2 separate regions of the Mus musculus genome follow, and region 1 is linked to region 2. Evidence: chromatin loops called from intact Hi-C (ENCODE). Cell type or tissue: heart. All regions are shown on one strand. Each heading gives the region's core, and the rest is flanking DNA. Links, peaks and the distances in the headings are about the cores only. Region 1 holds the start of Zfp386 (zinc finger protein 386 (Kruppel-like)). Region 2 holds the start of Wdr60 (WD repeat domain 60).

Region 1 (8,335 bases), core at 298-8,297, 210 kb before region 2:
GAGAAACGAATCTATTGTTAGTAAAAAGGGGAATTAAAAAAATAGGACTTTGTGGGAAGTGTGAGGGGGGAGAATCATGGGTGTCTTAGTTAGGATTACTATTACTATAACAAAAACACCATGGCCTAAAAGCAATCTGGGAGGAAAGGGATTATTTGGCTTGCACTTCCACATCATAGTCTATCATTAAAAAAAAAAAAAAAAGAAAAAGAAAAGAAAAGAAAAGAAAAGTATGGGCAGGCACTCAAACAGGGCAGGAACTGGAGGCAGGAGCTGCTGCAGAGGCCATGGAGGAGTGCTGTGCTGCTTACTGGCTTGTTCTCCATGGCCTGCTTAGCCTGCTTTCTTATAGAACCCAGGAACTGGTCCGGAAATGGCACCACCCACAGTAGGCTGGGCTCTCCCGTCAGTCACTAACTAAGAAAACGAGCTTGTCGACAGCCTGATCTTATAGAGGCGTTTTCTTAATTGAGGTTCTCTCCTTTTAGATAACATATCAAGTTGACATGAACTATCCAGTAGCACTATCCAGCACGATGGGTATAACAGGTAAATAATTCCCTTCTAAAGGCATAGAAGACATTTTTAATGAATTCATATGTTCCTGGATTTCTTTCCCTGGGTCAATGTAAACAAATGCCTGCTCGCTCCACTAAAATCTATTTTAGGAAATCAGTGCGTTTACAGAGTGAGCATTGTGAGCGTACTTTTCAGGTCAGTGGAGAACTGGGGGTACCTACTAGCTAAGCAGGGCCAGCTACTTGATACAGGACACAAAGCCTTAGTGTCTCTTCTTATCTGTGACTCTGTGTGATCTAAATGTACCTCATACTGAAAGTGAAACATTTGCTTCCTATAATTCCCTCCTCTTTTTCCTTTACTTTATCAATCTTTTTAGATTTATATTAATTTTTTAAAAAAACTTATGTAGCATTCATTAACTATCATAGTATGGGCAGTCTGTTCTAATAGGTAAAATATTAGGTTATATTAACACACTTTGGACATTTGTTTGTTGGTTGTTGTTTCAATGAAGATTTTTGTTTGTTTGTTTAAGCTCCTTTATACAAGAAATAATGCAGAATGGAACTAGAAAAGGCCATCCTGAGTGAGGTAACCCAGACTCAGAACGACAAACATTGTATGTACGCACTTATAAGAGGACATTAGCTGTATAAAAGACAATCATGCTATAGTCCACAGACCAGAGAGGCTAAGTAACACGTGGGGGGGGGGTGCATAAGAATCTCCCTGGGCAGGGGAAACAAAATAAATATCATGTGTGGACTGGGGCAGGTGGGCTTGGGAACAGAGGAATCAAGTACAATGGGGAGAAAATATATTGGGAGAAATAAACAGGATTGTGGAAGAGGCATTTCAGGAGCAAGGTGGAAACTTAGTGCAACAGAAATGCCATGGATTCTATGAGAGTGACCTAGTGATGGGGGCCACACCCTGAACCCGCCATCTTCTGTAACCAGGCAAGACCTCAAGTGGAGGGATTGGAACACCAACCCAATCACAAAACCTTAGAGCTACAGTTTGTCCTATTTGCAGAGTCTTCTGGGACCTGAGCCTAGCGGAATTGTCATCCGGAGACTTCATCCAGCAGCTGATGGATGCAGAGTCCCACAGACTAACATTAGGCTGAGCTGTGGGAGGAGGTGGAGGAAGAGGAAGAAGGATCGGAGGAACCAGAGGGATCAGGGATACCACAGGAACATGGCCCACAGAATCAACTGACTGGAGCTCGTCGAGGCTCTCAGAGATCAGAGAGCATGTAGGGATCTGACCTAGGTCTTCTGCATATCAGTTATTGTTGAGTAGCTTGGTCTCTTGTGGAATTCCTAACAGTGAGAACAGGAGTTGTCACTGATACTGTTGTCTACCTGTGGGACCCTTTCCATCCTACTGGATTGCCTCATACAGCCTTGATGTGAGTGAAGTCTTATTGTAGCTTGTATGCAGTGTTTGGTCCCTGGGAGGTCTGCTCTTCCCTGAGGGGAGGAGGCTAGTTGGATATGGGGGAGAAGGGAAGTTGGGGGGAGGACTACCATGGGGATGTAAAATATATGATAGAAGAATAAAGAATAAACAAAATAAGAACAAATCTTAAAAAAAATTTAAAAGGTCACTGACAAAAGAAAGGAAGGAAGAAAACAAGCAAGCAAGCAGCATCCTACTGCAGTTAATATTTCCATTATAATTACAAGAGAATTTAGGACCAAAGACATCAACCCTTTCTATCTTCTAAACCATCCTTCTAGCCATAGTCCATAATTGGATCATCAATTACTAAATTCTCCACTAATATATTAGCAAGTGTCATTAATCTTGAAGGGCCCTTGATAACTGTCACATTAGAAACTGTATTATATGAAATAAAATCTTTAAGCAAGCATAACACAAGAATTTTTCCCTTTTCTACTAGCATCATATTAGGTACAATCCTGATATCCCAAGCCATTTGTAACATCCGTTTGATGCTTCCTTTTCTAAAAAAATTAGTGCTACCAGGGAAAGAAGGGTCTCCTTTCAAGCTGATTATGAGGGAAGGGTACATCCTCACTGGCCCCTGAACATGTTAATGCCTGTTCAGCACTCGGATATGAAGCGTGCTCTAGCACACACCGCTCTTTAAATTTCTTAAAATGAACACTAGAATAGTTTAAACTGAACCTCTCATTTGTACTGGACACTGCTGACTTGGGAATGCTTCCTATCTCAAAACCCAGGAAGGAGATCCGAGTCCAAACATGGTCTAGGAAATATAAAATTAATTGTCGTTATGTTCCCTGACTTGTGGACCATATGATTACACAAGTACAAGTGATGAGTCGCAAGGCATAACGAAGAAGGAAAAGCCACAGGTCGCCCTGGAAACTAAATCCGTCGAAGCCCGCCTCAAAAACAGGTTCATCCTAGAACTTGCCTTTCGGACCTCATTCGGCCGTGGGTTGGTGCTATCTGATGTCAATCAAGATCAGGAGGGCGGGGCGGGAGTGATGGCAGTCACTTTGCTGGAAAAGTATTGGCTGAGAACCCGCCAATCAAGTTCACAGAGCCTTGACAATATCGCGAGTCCACATCCCGTACGCGACCTTTGTGTTGGAAAATGTGAGCGTGTTTTCCAGCTTTTGGAAGCCCCGGTGGCCCTTACGAAATCACGGGTGCTGGAGATGCAGGAGAGCCATGGAGATGGTGAGCAATGGTCGCGAGGCTGCGCGGAGGGTTGAGTAGGCGGGAGTCTGCGCTCCGAGGGGGCGCCGGGCGGGCCTGGTCGGCTCGGCCTAGGGCGGAGTTGGGCGGCTGCACGGACCTGGCGTCCTCGGGTGCCCCGGAAGGGAGGAGCAGAGCAAACACTGATTTTGCTACCAGGCCTTTGCCTTGCAGCGGCCTCTGTGTCTGCAGCCAGCAGACTGCGGGAGATGGCCTGAAGGAGCATCAGATAATCCAGTCTCCGTGGCGGAGGTTCCTGCGGGACAGCAGCGGGGCTCCCGCTCGCCTCCCAGAGTTTTCCCGTTTCCCCCTTGCGCCTGGTGGATGTACCAGAAATAGGTCAGATCCGAAACTCTTTCCCCACCCTGCAACTCTGTGTGCCATTCCCAATCAATATCAACTGATGGGTTACCGTGATGTATTTCAATCAGATGGCTTTTGACATCGTTTTTCTAAAGATTTAATGAATGGCGCTTTATCGTTGGCTTTCTTTAAGTTTTTGTATCAGTATATATTAATTATACATCCTAATGAGTTTCATTATGGCATTTTCACACATGCATATGTATTTTGAACATATCCTCCATTGTTTCTTTCCTGTCCCTCTCCCACGATAACTCCCTTCTTTCCTAGCTGCTCTAGGATAGACAAAAGTCTATCGTTTGGTAAGCCAAGGAACTTCGTTAGGGTTATTTACCGAGGGATTAATTACAGGAGCCCGGGCATATAATTAGTGGCAACAGGACACTAGAAAATATCTCTCAACCACTTACCAACTGTTCACTGCCCACAAATCCTCAGGGAGGGGTGAGGACAAGGAAGTATTGTTAGGTCCAGTCTTTTGCAGGTCTGCGCATTTAATCACATTTGCTGTCATACATGTGAGATATCCTCAGAATACCATTTTGTAGAAATTTTGCGTCTTTTGCTTCTTAACAGTTCACCCTTTCAACACCCAGGCTGGTTGTTTGTTTAAGTCTTTTGATTTGGTTTTTGTACGCTCCTCCTTTCGCCTTCTAAGCCACAGATACCTTCCCACAATGTTTTTCGGTTGAGTTTTTCCCCTTTCGTGACCCCCACCCTCAGCTTTAGTGATTTCCTGCACTTGGGCCTGGCACCTTGTGTCCACAACTGCTGTGTGCTTATTATCTAGCACACATTGACCTCTGTGCCCACTCCTTAGACAACAGCCTGAGCTTCGAGGTGCAGTGAGGGAGCAGCTGGATGCCCTCAGGCTCGTAGACTCTGACCTTAGAAGCCCTTTTGTTTGTTGTATGCATGTCTTGGTGACCAAGAACAGTATTGAAGTCAACATGGTGGAGTAGCCATTTTTTTCAACACTGTGACTTCAATCCCTTAGTGTCTGCTAGGTTATATGGTCATTCTGCTTCGTGCTTTCAAAAATAGCTGCACTGCATTTGTAGTTTAAACAGTTCTGTGCCCAGCTTTCCTTTCAAACACACCCGATGTTTACAGAGTACTTCTTTTTCTAAATTCTCCTCTCATATTACATGCCATCTGCAGTTCCCCTCCCTCCCTCCTCCCAGCCCACCCCCACTTTCCCTTTCTCCCAGATCCACTCATCCCTTGAGAAAAGAGCAGGCCTCCCAGGAATATCAGCTGAACACAGCATAATAAGTTACAGTAAGACTAGGCACATGTCAGCGCTGGATGAGGGCAACCCAGTAGGGGGAAAGGGGTCCCAGAAGAGTCAGAGACAGGCCCTGCTCCCACTGTTAGGAGTTCTACAAGAACAGCAAGCTACACAATCATAACAGATATGCAGAGGACCTAGGTCAGACCTTTATAGGCTCCCTGATGGTCACTTCAGTCTTTGTGAGCCCCTGTGAGCTCTGATCAGTTGATTCTGTGGTTCATGGGACACTTATTCGTAATGCTGGCCTGGCACCTGTTCCCTGTGTATTGAATCACTAATCCAAGTTCTTAGAATCCATCGTGTTAGGTAGCCACTGGTAGGATGTGCTGCAAAACTTCTTCTTGGAGTAAACAGCAGGTGGTGCTGTTGTAGCCCTTAGAAACCTTGCCCATCCATCTAAGCCAGAAGATGTAACATGCGTTCAGTTGCCCCTTCTCCCAGAGCCTCGACGTTCAGGATATAGTCCAATGGAAGGTGTTAACTTGGATCCTTCACTATGCACATAGGCTCCTTCTAGGAACAATAGGTAGGCCTGGAGTCAAGTCGTGTTGCCAACTTGAGAAAAGGGCCTGGAGAGTTTAGAACTCACACTGAGGCTTCCAGAAGCCCATTAATGAGTAAGGCACAGGAAAATTTAGAACTCAAGGCATGTCTGGTCTACATGTGAGACCTCATCACAAAGCAATAAAGATGCAACCTCACAAAGTTGGCGGTGAGGTGTGTGACCCAGTAGACTCAGCTACGTGAGCGGTGGCAAGTAAATGCATTCAGATGTCCACAAGAGCTGACTTAACACAGATCGGGGGCCTGAGTCACAGCCAAGTGTGTCCTTTCCTCACTTAAACCCTGAAGCTTTTTCAAAACCTACAAACTTTGTTGCATTTCTTCTCCTTGGCAGATATGAACAAAAGTGTAATCAGTCTAGTTAGGGCACCGTGCTCAGAGTAAAGCAGGGACTCCACTGAACCTGGCTTTGGAAGCCAGTGAATCCATTGGGTTTGTGTATAGGAATATGGGTACCTGCAAAGCTGCTGTGGCACTGAGAAGTCTCATTCCACAAAGTGTGTCCAGGACGTAAAAGGCTGGATCATGGCATCTTAACCTTTCACTCCTGCATGCCTTGTGCAACTGGGATGAAGGAGGATATGGTAGGCAGAGTCCCAGAATCGAGTCTCAGGATGCCCCCATCTCATCCCATCTCTTAGGGATATGAGCAGCCACATTGTCTTTGTGATAGACCTAATGATTAATGTGTTTCTTTGCTCTTTCTTCTCTTGCCTGATTGACCAGGGTTACCTTAGTCCTGGTTATCTCTGTCTTGTATTATAGTGGAAGAGATAATTGTTTCATACCACGAAACTTTATTGTTTCGCCTACTAACTTGTGCTTCTCGGTTCAGGAATCTTGAATTCTTCCATGAGCTTCCTAGTCACAGTCAGTTCTGTATACTATTCATTCCGTGGCCTGGGGCTGATGTCAGAGAAAGAACTGATAGTTACCTGAGAGCAGCATTGGAGAACTTGTGCAAGGGATGAGAACAGGAGACTAAAGCGGAGTGTAGGTTTTTCTCTGTAGATTTATAAGCTTAGAGGACTCCCTTTCTGGTTACATCTATCTTTGTGAGATAGGGGTCTTAGCTGTCAACAGCATTTGCAAACTGTATTGTGTTATGTACCGTATGTATAAAAAGGATTCTGTTGTCAGTATAGCCATCGTCTGAGCTGTGTTCTGATCTAGGCTTATAGGTCTGTGAAGAACTGAAGAAACACTAATAAAACATATGTTCGCTTGAGAATGTACCATGTGTGTGGGGATGGCCTTGATACCCAAGTATCTCCTGCTTGTTCCAATGAAACCCTAGAAATTAAGCTCCCTCTCCCTGGTGTCATGAAAGTGGTTTGTCAGAAACATGAATACATAGGTTTCCAAAACTGAGTACTTTTACAAAGTAAGCTAGTTCTATTAGCTGCTATCCACCAGGCAGTCAGATATTCCTTGACAGCTGCCATTAGCAATCACAGATTCTTTTATTATAATATGCATTATCTTTATTATAATATGCATTATCATTATAATTATGTGTGTGTGTGTGTGCGCGCGCGCCCTCGCGTGTGTATCATATAATGGCTACAGAGTTCAAAGAGGCCTTATTGCAGTCAGAGGTTAAAAAGCTGATACATTTAAAAGGCCATTATAGGCGAAGATATTAGCAGCTGTGGGTGTACACAGGTGTAAACAGTTTCATGATGGTTCTTGTAAAAGAAGCCCCTGCTCTGGTAAAGCTGGGATTGTTTATCACAGAGAGGAATTTCAGGGTGAGCCAGTATGTACCAGACTTGGAGTTTGTTAGGAAGAGGTTATAACATAAACTGGAGCATGAAGGTCAGTAGAAACAGGTTCTCTAAAAGGGGAAGATACACCCACGTGTGGACATAGACTTCTTTACAGTCTGTAATAATTGCCTTACAGTAAACAGATGTCAGTGTGTTCTGAAGTTGCACCTCAAAAGGTTGCTGAAAAACTTAAATAAGATCATAGGCCAGTTCCTGTTGTGCCCTGGCTAACATAGCTTGTGAGGAATGCATGAATAATTAGTGTTTTTAATGTAAACTGCAGTTAATAGTCTTTTGTGAAGTTCTCAGATAACATGTGGAAAAGGGCGAAGGCTGTATTTGGAGATTGGCTGTATTTAGGTCCTAAGCATTGTCCATTGGTGTTTCAGTATTTTATTTGAACTATCCGAGTATAAAGGGAACTTTGTCTCTATGAAAGCAGCTTTCACAGCAGACTCTGTTAGGTTGTAATTTGTGACTTTTATCTGAGTGGACATCAAGCAGACTCCAGGGTGAGAGGCTCCTTTTGCCTTCCTTGTTCCCTCAGTTTCCCCCATGTGGCTGGCCTGTCCGGCTTGATATTAATGAACCCAGAAGTAGAAGTGCTGAGGAAACACAAGAGCCCCACCATAGGCTCTGCTCCCTTTTTCTAAGGATCGAGATCATTCACAGGGAAGACCATAGAAAATGACACCCAGGGGAAATCTGGGATTATTCCATGATTCCTTGACACATAAACTGGGTGCTCAGGTGTCCTTACGATAGATTCCAGGTGAGCGTGTGTTACGTTGTTGATTCATCTGGACTTCTAAATTAGTTCCCAGGCCTGACTTTTCTGATACAACTTTAATATGCTCACAGGTCACTATAGTTTACAGTCTACCTTATTAAACTGATAGTTGAAAGCTGTTTTACTTGTATGACCAGTTACTAGTTTTTGCTTCGTGGTTAGCGAACAGATGAGCCACACAGTCATTTTGCTTTTTTCACTCAAAATGGAGCCACACAAGACAAGAAACTAGGAAGCCTCTATTTTACACATCATATTGTGACCTACAGAAACCTCACTTCCTAAAGTAACAGGTCTCGTAGACCAATCCACCTCCTGATCGTATACATTATATTC
Region 2 (8,276 bases), core at 1-8,000:
GTTTCAAAAGAGGAATTGCAAATATGTTCAAGGTCCTTAAAGAGGAATGTGAATAAAAGCTTTAATGAAGACTGTGAACACACGTATACATACATTCGTGCACACACACAACCAGACAGTTCAAATAAATAACGAAAACAATTCAAAACATGAAGAAATTGAATCACTAGAGAAAACCCAAACTGAAATAAATCTGGAATCCAAAGACTCAGGATCTCAAACAAAAACCTCAAGGTAAGCCCCCCCCCCCCCAGTGGGTTAGGACACAAAAGAGAATTCCAGGTCTGTATACAAGGTAGAAGAAATGGATAGCTCAGTCAAAGAACATGTTAAACCTAAAATAAAATTGGAGCGCAGAACACCCAGGAAACAGAACACTATGAAATAAATCAAACCTCTGAATAATCCATGTAGAGAAGGAGAGGAGACCCACATTGAAGGCACAGTAAATATTTTTAATAAAATCACGGAAGTAACATTTCCCAACCTAAAGAAAGACATGCTCTATCAAGTTATAACAGGTATGCAGAATACCAAACCAGAAAGAAATTCCCTACAACACATAATAATCAAAACACTAAATGTATAGAACAAAGGAAGAATATAAATAAGGCCAGGGAAAAAGACGAAGTCACATGTAAAGGCAGGCCCACTAGAGTAACATCTTGACTTTACAATAGAGATTCTAAAAGCCAGAAGGACATAGACAGATATTCTACAAGGTCTGAGAGACCACAGATGACAGCCTAGACTACTCTACCCAGCAAAACTATCAATCACAATCCATTCAGAAAAAAAAACATGATACAAAAAAAAAAAATGGCTGTCCACTAATGCAGCTCTTCAGAAAGCACTAAAAGAAAACTACATACTGAGGAGAAGGTTGACTATGCATACACCAGAGGACACACCAGAGGATTTAAGGATTAAACAATCCCATTAGAGTAGATCATCCCACAGAAACAAAGTAACAGGAATTATAAATACTGCTCATTAAGAACTCTCAACATCAGTAGTCTCAATTACCCAATAAAGAGACATAGACTAGTAGACTGGATTAGAAAACAGGGCCCATCTTTCTGCTGCATCCAAGAAACAAACCTCACCATGAATGACAGACATTACCTTAGGGATTTAAAAAGGCTAGAAAAGGTATTCCAAGCAAATCGGCCCACGAAAAAAGCAGGTGTCGCCATATTAGTATGTGGCAAAGGAGAGTTCAAGCCAAAACTAACCAGAAGAGATAGAAAAGGACATTATATACTCCTCAAGGGGGAAAAAATCTATCAAAAGGAAAAAAATAATATTGCGTTAGCATTTCTTCTAGGTTGTACCCCATAGTTACCTGGCAACAGCCAGGTGTGCCTGACTCACTGTAAAAGAGGCGGCTTACCCCTCCTCACTCTCTTCTCTCCTCTTGCCCTCTTAACTGCTTATCCTCTGTCCCTTCTCTCCCCATTCCCTTCCTTCCTCTCTTGCCACCTGTTAATGGCTGCTCTCTCCCTCTCCCCCTCCCCCTCTCCCCCCTCTCCCTCTCTTTCCTAACTCCCCTCACCATGCCCTAAGTAAACTCTATTCTATACTATACCTTTACCTCAGGGGGAAGGGATGCCTCAGCATGGGCCTGCAGAGGGACACTCTTCCCCCACACCACACCGCACCCCTACCAAACATATCCCTGGCTTCTTTTTCTTTTTTATAAAACACAACAATGGCAGTTCTAAACATTTATGCACCAGACACAAGAGTGCCTATGTTCATAAAAGAAACACTACTACAGATAAAAACCACAGTGGTAGTGCATGGCTTCAATACCTGACTTCCATCCAGACAGGTCATCCAAAAAAAAAAAACTAAACAGAGAAGTTGCTGGAGTTTAAAAAAGCAAATGAAAAAACAAAACAAACAAAAAATATCGTAAGTCAAATTGACAGACAAACACACACACAAATATCCCACCCAAACTCTAAAGAATATTCTTTCTTTTCCAAAGCTCATGATCACATATTAGAACACAAGGCAAGCCTCAATACATATAAGAAAACTGAAATAGCACCCTGAATCCTATCTGACCACCATGGAGTAAAGCTGAATATCAACAATACCAAACAAACTCATGGACACTGAACAACTTACTACTGAATGAAAATTGAGTCAAAACAAAAATCACAGAGGAAAATAAACTTTTTAAAACTGAATAAAAATTCAACATAGCCAAACCTACAGGGCACAATGAACACAGTTTGTAAGACGAAAGTTCATAGCACCAAGTGTCTCCACCAAAAAACTAGAGAGGTTTTATATTGGTAATTTCATGATGCACCTGAAAGCCCTAGAAAAACAAGAAGAAATAATAACCCCAAAAGAGTAGATGGCACAAAAAAAAAAAAATCAAACTCAGGACTGAAATCAAAGAAACTGTAACAACACAAACCAGTACGAAGAATCAATGAAACTAAAGAGCTGACTCTTTCAGAAAGATCAACAAAATGGGCAAACTTTTACCCAGTAAACTAAAAGATGGAAAGAGAAGACCTAAATTAATTAAAGCAGACAAGGGTCCTTTATAATAGACGCTAAGGTAATTCATAGGATTTATCATGAGTTGTTAATAGGGCCATAAGGACATACTTTAAAAACCTGTATTGCACCAAACCGGAAAACCTAAGAGATGGATTTTTGATATAAACGACCTACCAAAGTTAAAGTCAACAACCTTCTACCTTAACGAGACTCATGTTTCACCTTGCGGCACTTTTTTTTCAGGAGTCCTGTGCCTTCCTGAAGTTGACACTCAGCCTCGCCTCTGGATGAGTCCAGAAACTCCTCCACAAACCGCACCTGGAGCTAAGAAGTGAGAGGCAACAGCAGAGCTGAGACCTCGACCCAAACTCCGCCTCCAGCTCTCTCCTAAGTGCAGGCCCAGGAGGAACCCGATCTCCATTGCCAAGAAAGAGGGGGGTAATGGGGGCGCGGGCCGGACCAGGCTGGGCCCCGCGGCGCACCGACCTTCCCAGGCTCCATCGCTCCTCGAGGCCGGGACAGCCGCGTGTCCTCGGCCCAGCAGGCGCGGGCCACCGGAGGAAGATAAACCCGCCGTCGCTCAGCTCTACCAGCCAGCCAGGCCTGCTGCGACTTGGGTCCCAGGAGGGCCGGCGTCCCCGCCTCCTAGCAACGGGCCGAAGGCGCTGGCCCAGCATGCCCCGCGGCCGTCCCCAGCACGCGCGCCTGCGCGCCCGTGTTTTCTGCAAACACGCAGGAGCCTTTTCTTATGTCTTGAGTTTCTTTGTCTGATCCTTCTTTGACCCTCACAGTTGACAACGAGAGATGGGAAGGAAACGGTGATTGAGCTTTATACTTGAACAAGGCTTTGCCTCCTCAACTCACACCCTATAGACTGTCTTTTCATGAAAATCATTTGTGGCCAACTGCGGCAGCGCACACCTTTAGTTAATTCTATTACAATGGAGACAAGGCAGAAGGATCTTTGTGAGTTCAAGACTAGGCTGTCTGCCTAGCGATACTTAGGAAGTATCTAGATCGTATGTTAGCATTCTGAGCTTTTTCTGCAGATGAGAAGTTTACTATTCGCACACTTTTCTAAGTTACATATTACTGTAACCCACGTTAGAATTTGACTTTCCACTCACTTAACACCACACAAAGGTCACTAAGCCAAATCCTTGTCATACAAAAGGTACTAACATACATTAAGTCTTTCATCTTTGCTTAAGGTCTATTATCTTTGTTTCTACTAATCCAGTACATTTCTTAGAGGGAAGGTAATCTTGGTGTTGGCTGTGGTTTATTTTGGTCCAGTTCTTACAGAATTTTACTGGTTCTTGCCTATGGCCATTTCTGCCTCATGAGCACTGAGGTTAGAAGCAGGCTGCCCCATCTGACTTTTACGTGGGTGATGGTGATCCAGACCCTGGTCTGCGTGCTTGCATGACAAATGCTTTATCTACGGAGCTATCTCCCCAACCCCAGGAGCTACATTTTCAAAAGTTGAAAAAGGTTAAATTTAATAGTATATTTTACCAGAGACAGGCATAAACTGTTATCACTTTAACGTGCAGTATATATTTGAAGTATTAACGTATTTTTAAAAACTTGTAGTGTCTTCAAAATTCTTTACTTACAGAATATGTCAAGACTAGCCACCTCCCAAGTACCCAAAGCCCACATGTGATTAGAAGCTTCTTTAATGAGCAGAGCACACCTGTAACAAAGGGTCTGGATTTCATGACTGGAGAGATGGCTAGAGATGAAAAGGGAGGTGTGTGCAAATTTGTGAAGGGTATTGAATGTCATGACACAAAACTTCTTAATGTGAAGCTACAAAGCATTCAAATGGGAGACAGGTGCTATAGTTGGATGTTGGGATAGGTTCATGGGGAAAGAATAAAGTCAGGTAATGAAGGGGAAGGATCGAGTAAGGAACACCACTCTCTGCTCACTGCAGTCGCCTAAATATTCACACACTGTTCAGATGCATGGCCTGCCTGGGAGATGGATCCTTCACCCTGTCCATTCACTCTTCCCAAACATTCCTGTGTTGGTCCAGCACCACTTTCCTACAGATTTAATTCAAAGTTTATAACTTATGTACTTGTTGCTATCCTCCGTTCTCTTTTGTGTATAGTCTTCATTTTTAATTTCCATGTCCCTAATTAGATTATACACTAATTTATAATTTCACATTATTATGGATACAAACAAAGCCTTTTTATTTCACAGTGAAAACCAACTTTGTTACAAAACTCAGTACCTTTCTCTCACATCTCTCTAGGCTTTAAAGTCACATGTGGCATTGGCAGGATGTCTTTGTATATTGGTGTTCCATAAAGACTACCTATATTGTTAACATAAGCTAGGTATTTATACAAAGCGGCAATGAGACAGAACAGCATCAGTATCCTACCCTTCCCCAGGGTGTACACTTCCTTTTCTTCTTTCCACCTTTGATAGTTGGAACTACTTAGGCTAGTGGAAAGGCTGGACTGAGTCACCCTTTCTCTAGGCTTAGCTACTGGAGATAGCTGCCACACTGGAGCATAGCCAGGCTGCCAGATATGCCTCAAGAGCTATTCCAGAGGACTACTCAAGACCTTGGCTATATCTGATGCCCTGTGACTAGTTCAGTTCAGGAGTCTTTACGATGGCTACAGCAGCTTCGGGTGCCCTGAAACTTTCCTGAATTGATATCACTCCCCTACCTCTACAGCCACTCTGAATGTTCCACTCTGATACTCAGACAGAACAAGCATCAGGCCCAGCATGCCTAGGAAGATGGGCAACCCTCTGCTAGAGACTCCTTCAGCAGCAGAAAGGAGACTGCATGTATGCCCATGTCTTCCCTTATTGTCTGCACAGGCAGCTCTGTTCTCACTCACTCTCCTCAGGTCAGTCCAGACAAGCCTCCATCACACTTGCTACTCTCAGCAGCGTAGTATATTGTACTGTGCTGCAGCATAAATCTTAATAAAGCTGCTTTCCCACAGTTTTACTTTTCTTACTTAAATGTCTAGAGCAGGCTGAGAGAATTATATTGAGAGTCAGTAACAAAAAGGGCTGCTATCTCTTGAGAACAGTAAGAGAACAGAGCGCTTCCAAGTTCTCTGAGAAGCTGTTGAGAGAGGTGCTAACCCTTATCTGCTTTGGAGAGTGCTGACACTACAAGCTGAGTCTCTAACACTCAAAGCCCAGAACTGTTAACAGCAATGTAGCTGCACTTTACTTGTGCATGATCCCTATCAAAACTGAACAAAAAAAAAAAAAAACTCTCAAGCAGTAAGTTAGGTTGACTGTGGAGCCCAAATACCTGTTGCCAAACACTGTCATCAGTCTCATAGCTCCACACTGCCACCTCAGCAGCCTAGGTGTTCCAGACTTTTAGAGATCCCCAACTCAGGCTAAATTGAAATTCATGGCTTCAGTGATGAAAATAGTTTCAGGAATAGCCAACATAGTAAAGCAGAGATTTTAATATAGGCTTAAGCACAAGGGTCAAGGTGAAGAGAGGCACTCAGAAGAAAGTAAGACACACGCAAGTGCGGGAGAGGCTCCTCAAGGGAGACTGAGCAAATAACTGTCTCGGCATTATCCATATACATCATTTCAGGGACTCTCAGATTATACTAAAAGGGTATAGGAAAATGTCCCCTTTCTCATTTGGTGTGTGAAATAAATGGGGTAGCTCTGAAGATGTCTTGATTGGGAGTATAATCTAGTAAGGTGAAAGAAAGCAGGAGCCACTATAGCTGCACCGGGATTTAGAGCATGTGTTTTCCCTGTCAATGGTATTTGCTGTGAGATTCTTAGAAAAATTGCAATGGAAAGATCTTGGCTAAAATCACTCTTTATTGAAACCTAAAGGCAGTAGAAAATAAATAAATAAATAAATAAATAAATAAATAAATAAATAAATAAATAGAATGACCACTGTTAGTCCCTAAGGGTAAAAGGCCACTCTGACTTTCTTTCTGGGATCTCTTTCACTGTCAATATGCATGGCTGCAAACAGTAGCTCACTCAGGATGAATCAACAAATACTTTTAAGAACTCTATCTTCTCCTCTCTCATTCATTTTCCCTGTCCTAGCATTTGCTACCACTCTGGGGCAGCGAGGAGAAAACCTAGTGGTTCACACTATTTAGGAATGTTGTTTCTCCCTCCAGCTAGACTGGTCTGAGGGGTATCTAGGATTTTTCTTTCTCTGGCATGGTATGATTGCCCCAGCCTGTGGCCAGTTCCTCATTACTTAATTCATAGTTTCAGTTTGTATTTTTCCTTCAAGGTCAATCCAGCCTGATCAACAAGGTATATTTGGCTCTGAACTGAAACCAGGCTCCCCTTCTCAAATTGAGAGGATCTCTAATTCTTAAGAGTCACACCAGTTCAGAGCAGGTCTCATCCTTGACAACAGGGGCCTCTGTTGCCTTCAAAGAGCATCTGGGGGATGCGACACATGAAAAGTCTCATTCTTTCTATTGCTTCTGACTCACTCCTAGATATGCTTTCAGAAATCGATCAGTCTAAATGTTATCCTTACTTTCTCACTTAAAAAAAAAGTGTTTTCCTTTGTGACAAATTGTGGTACTTATACCACAATTATACTCATTTGTGAGTATAACTGGCCCGATCTGCTTTACCTGTGAGGTCATTTCAATCTCATACTCAGTCTTTAGCATATATCTGAGCTGATGAGACTCATGCTCACAATTCAGTTACAAACAGGCCAAGGTCTCTTGATACAGAGCTTCACTGCTCATAAATGCCACTGACATAGGACATTATGAAAGGATACTTTGGAACTTCCTGGTTATTAGCCTATTAGAGAGTCTCAAAAAGGTCAGTATTAACCTAGTAACAAAACAAATTGTGGGAAATAACACAGGGAACTTCCACGAATCCTGCTGTATTTCAACCTAGGCTACTTGAAAAACACAAATGAGTATAATTGAATAGATTCTGAGTGTCAGGAAGGCCAAGCCATACTATCTGTCATATAGACCAACCCACTCCAGACATTAGACTTAAACTTGAAAAATATATCAGAGACCATAAGAATCCTTTTCACCCTTATTTAACATGGCCCTGAAAGCCTTTAATAACCCAGAGGAGACCTCAAAAGCCAGAAGGGCCGCATTGCACAAGTAAAAAGATAAAGCTGAAAGCTTAACACAAAGTTATTCTCTTCCTAACTCAGGAACTCCTAGGATTTCGTGTGGCAGCCATCTGGTTCAGTCTAAGGAAACTAACCTAGTTTTGGGATGAGTGATTCCTGCTATTATTGTGGTAAACCAGGACAGGTCAGTCAAGAATTTGAAAAGCTATCAGGCTATATATGCCTCTGCTAGGGCCACGCTCAATCTGTAAAGTGGGCACGTACTAAAAACAACAATTCGTCTCTCTACCTCATGAAGAAAGGCCAATCTCGGGCTGGAGAGATGGCTCAGCGGTTAAGAGTATTGGCTGCTTTGCCACAGGTCCTGAGTTCAATTCCCAGCAATCACATGGTAGCTCACAACCTTATGTAATGGAATCTGAGATGCCCTCTTCTAGTGTGTCTGAAGACAGCAACAGTGTACTATAAAATAAATAAATAAATAAATCTAAAAAAGAAAGAGAAAGAAAGGAAGGAAGGAAGAAAAAGAAAGGAAGGAAGGAAGGAAGGAAGGAAGGAAGGAAGGAAGGAAGGAAGGAAGGAAGGAAGGAAGGAAAAGACAAAAGAAGAGCCAATCTCACTGGGCAGTGGTGGCACACGCCTTTAT

Evidence for each region. A loop is a pair of places that touch in the nucleus more often than their neighbours do. Peaks named below come from ENCODE experiments on the same cell type or tissue, not always from the same donor. Only the 100,000 strongest peaks of a DNase experiment are listed, where the experiment ranks them.
Region 1: it touches region 2 in a loop (2.5-fold over the local background); 3 of 42 quality-filtered maps call a loop at or near these places.

The regions. Positions count from the first base shown.
Region 1 is chr12:116,044,666-116,053,000 of GRCm38, forward strand. It overlaps Zfp386 (zinc finger protein 386 (Kruppel-like)), which reads left to right and starts at 3,059. Exons shown (of 3, transcript NM_019565.4): 1 at 3,059-3,201. The coding sequence starts at 3,193. In heart, for the core only: CTCF peaks have their summits at 3,422 and 5,243 (motif pointing right); a DNase peak (open chromatin) is centred at 2,996; H3K4me3 peaks cover 2,151 bases; H3K27ac peaks cover 1,933 bases; H3K27me3 peaks cover 520 bases.
Region 2 is chr12:116,259,842-116,268,117 of GRCm38, forward strand. Wdr60 (WD repeat domain 60) reads right to left here and starts at 3,184. Exons shown (of 22, transcript NM_146039.3): 1 at 3,010-3,184. The coding sequence starts at 3,024. In heart, for the core only: no CTCF peak of the experiment used is centred there; a DNase peak (open chromatin) is centred at 3,160; H3K4me3 peaks cover 1,160 bases; H3K27ac peaks cover 812 bases; H3K27me3 peaks cover 2,484 bases.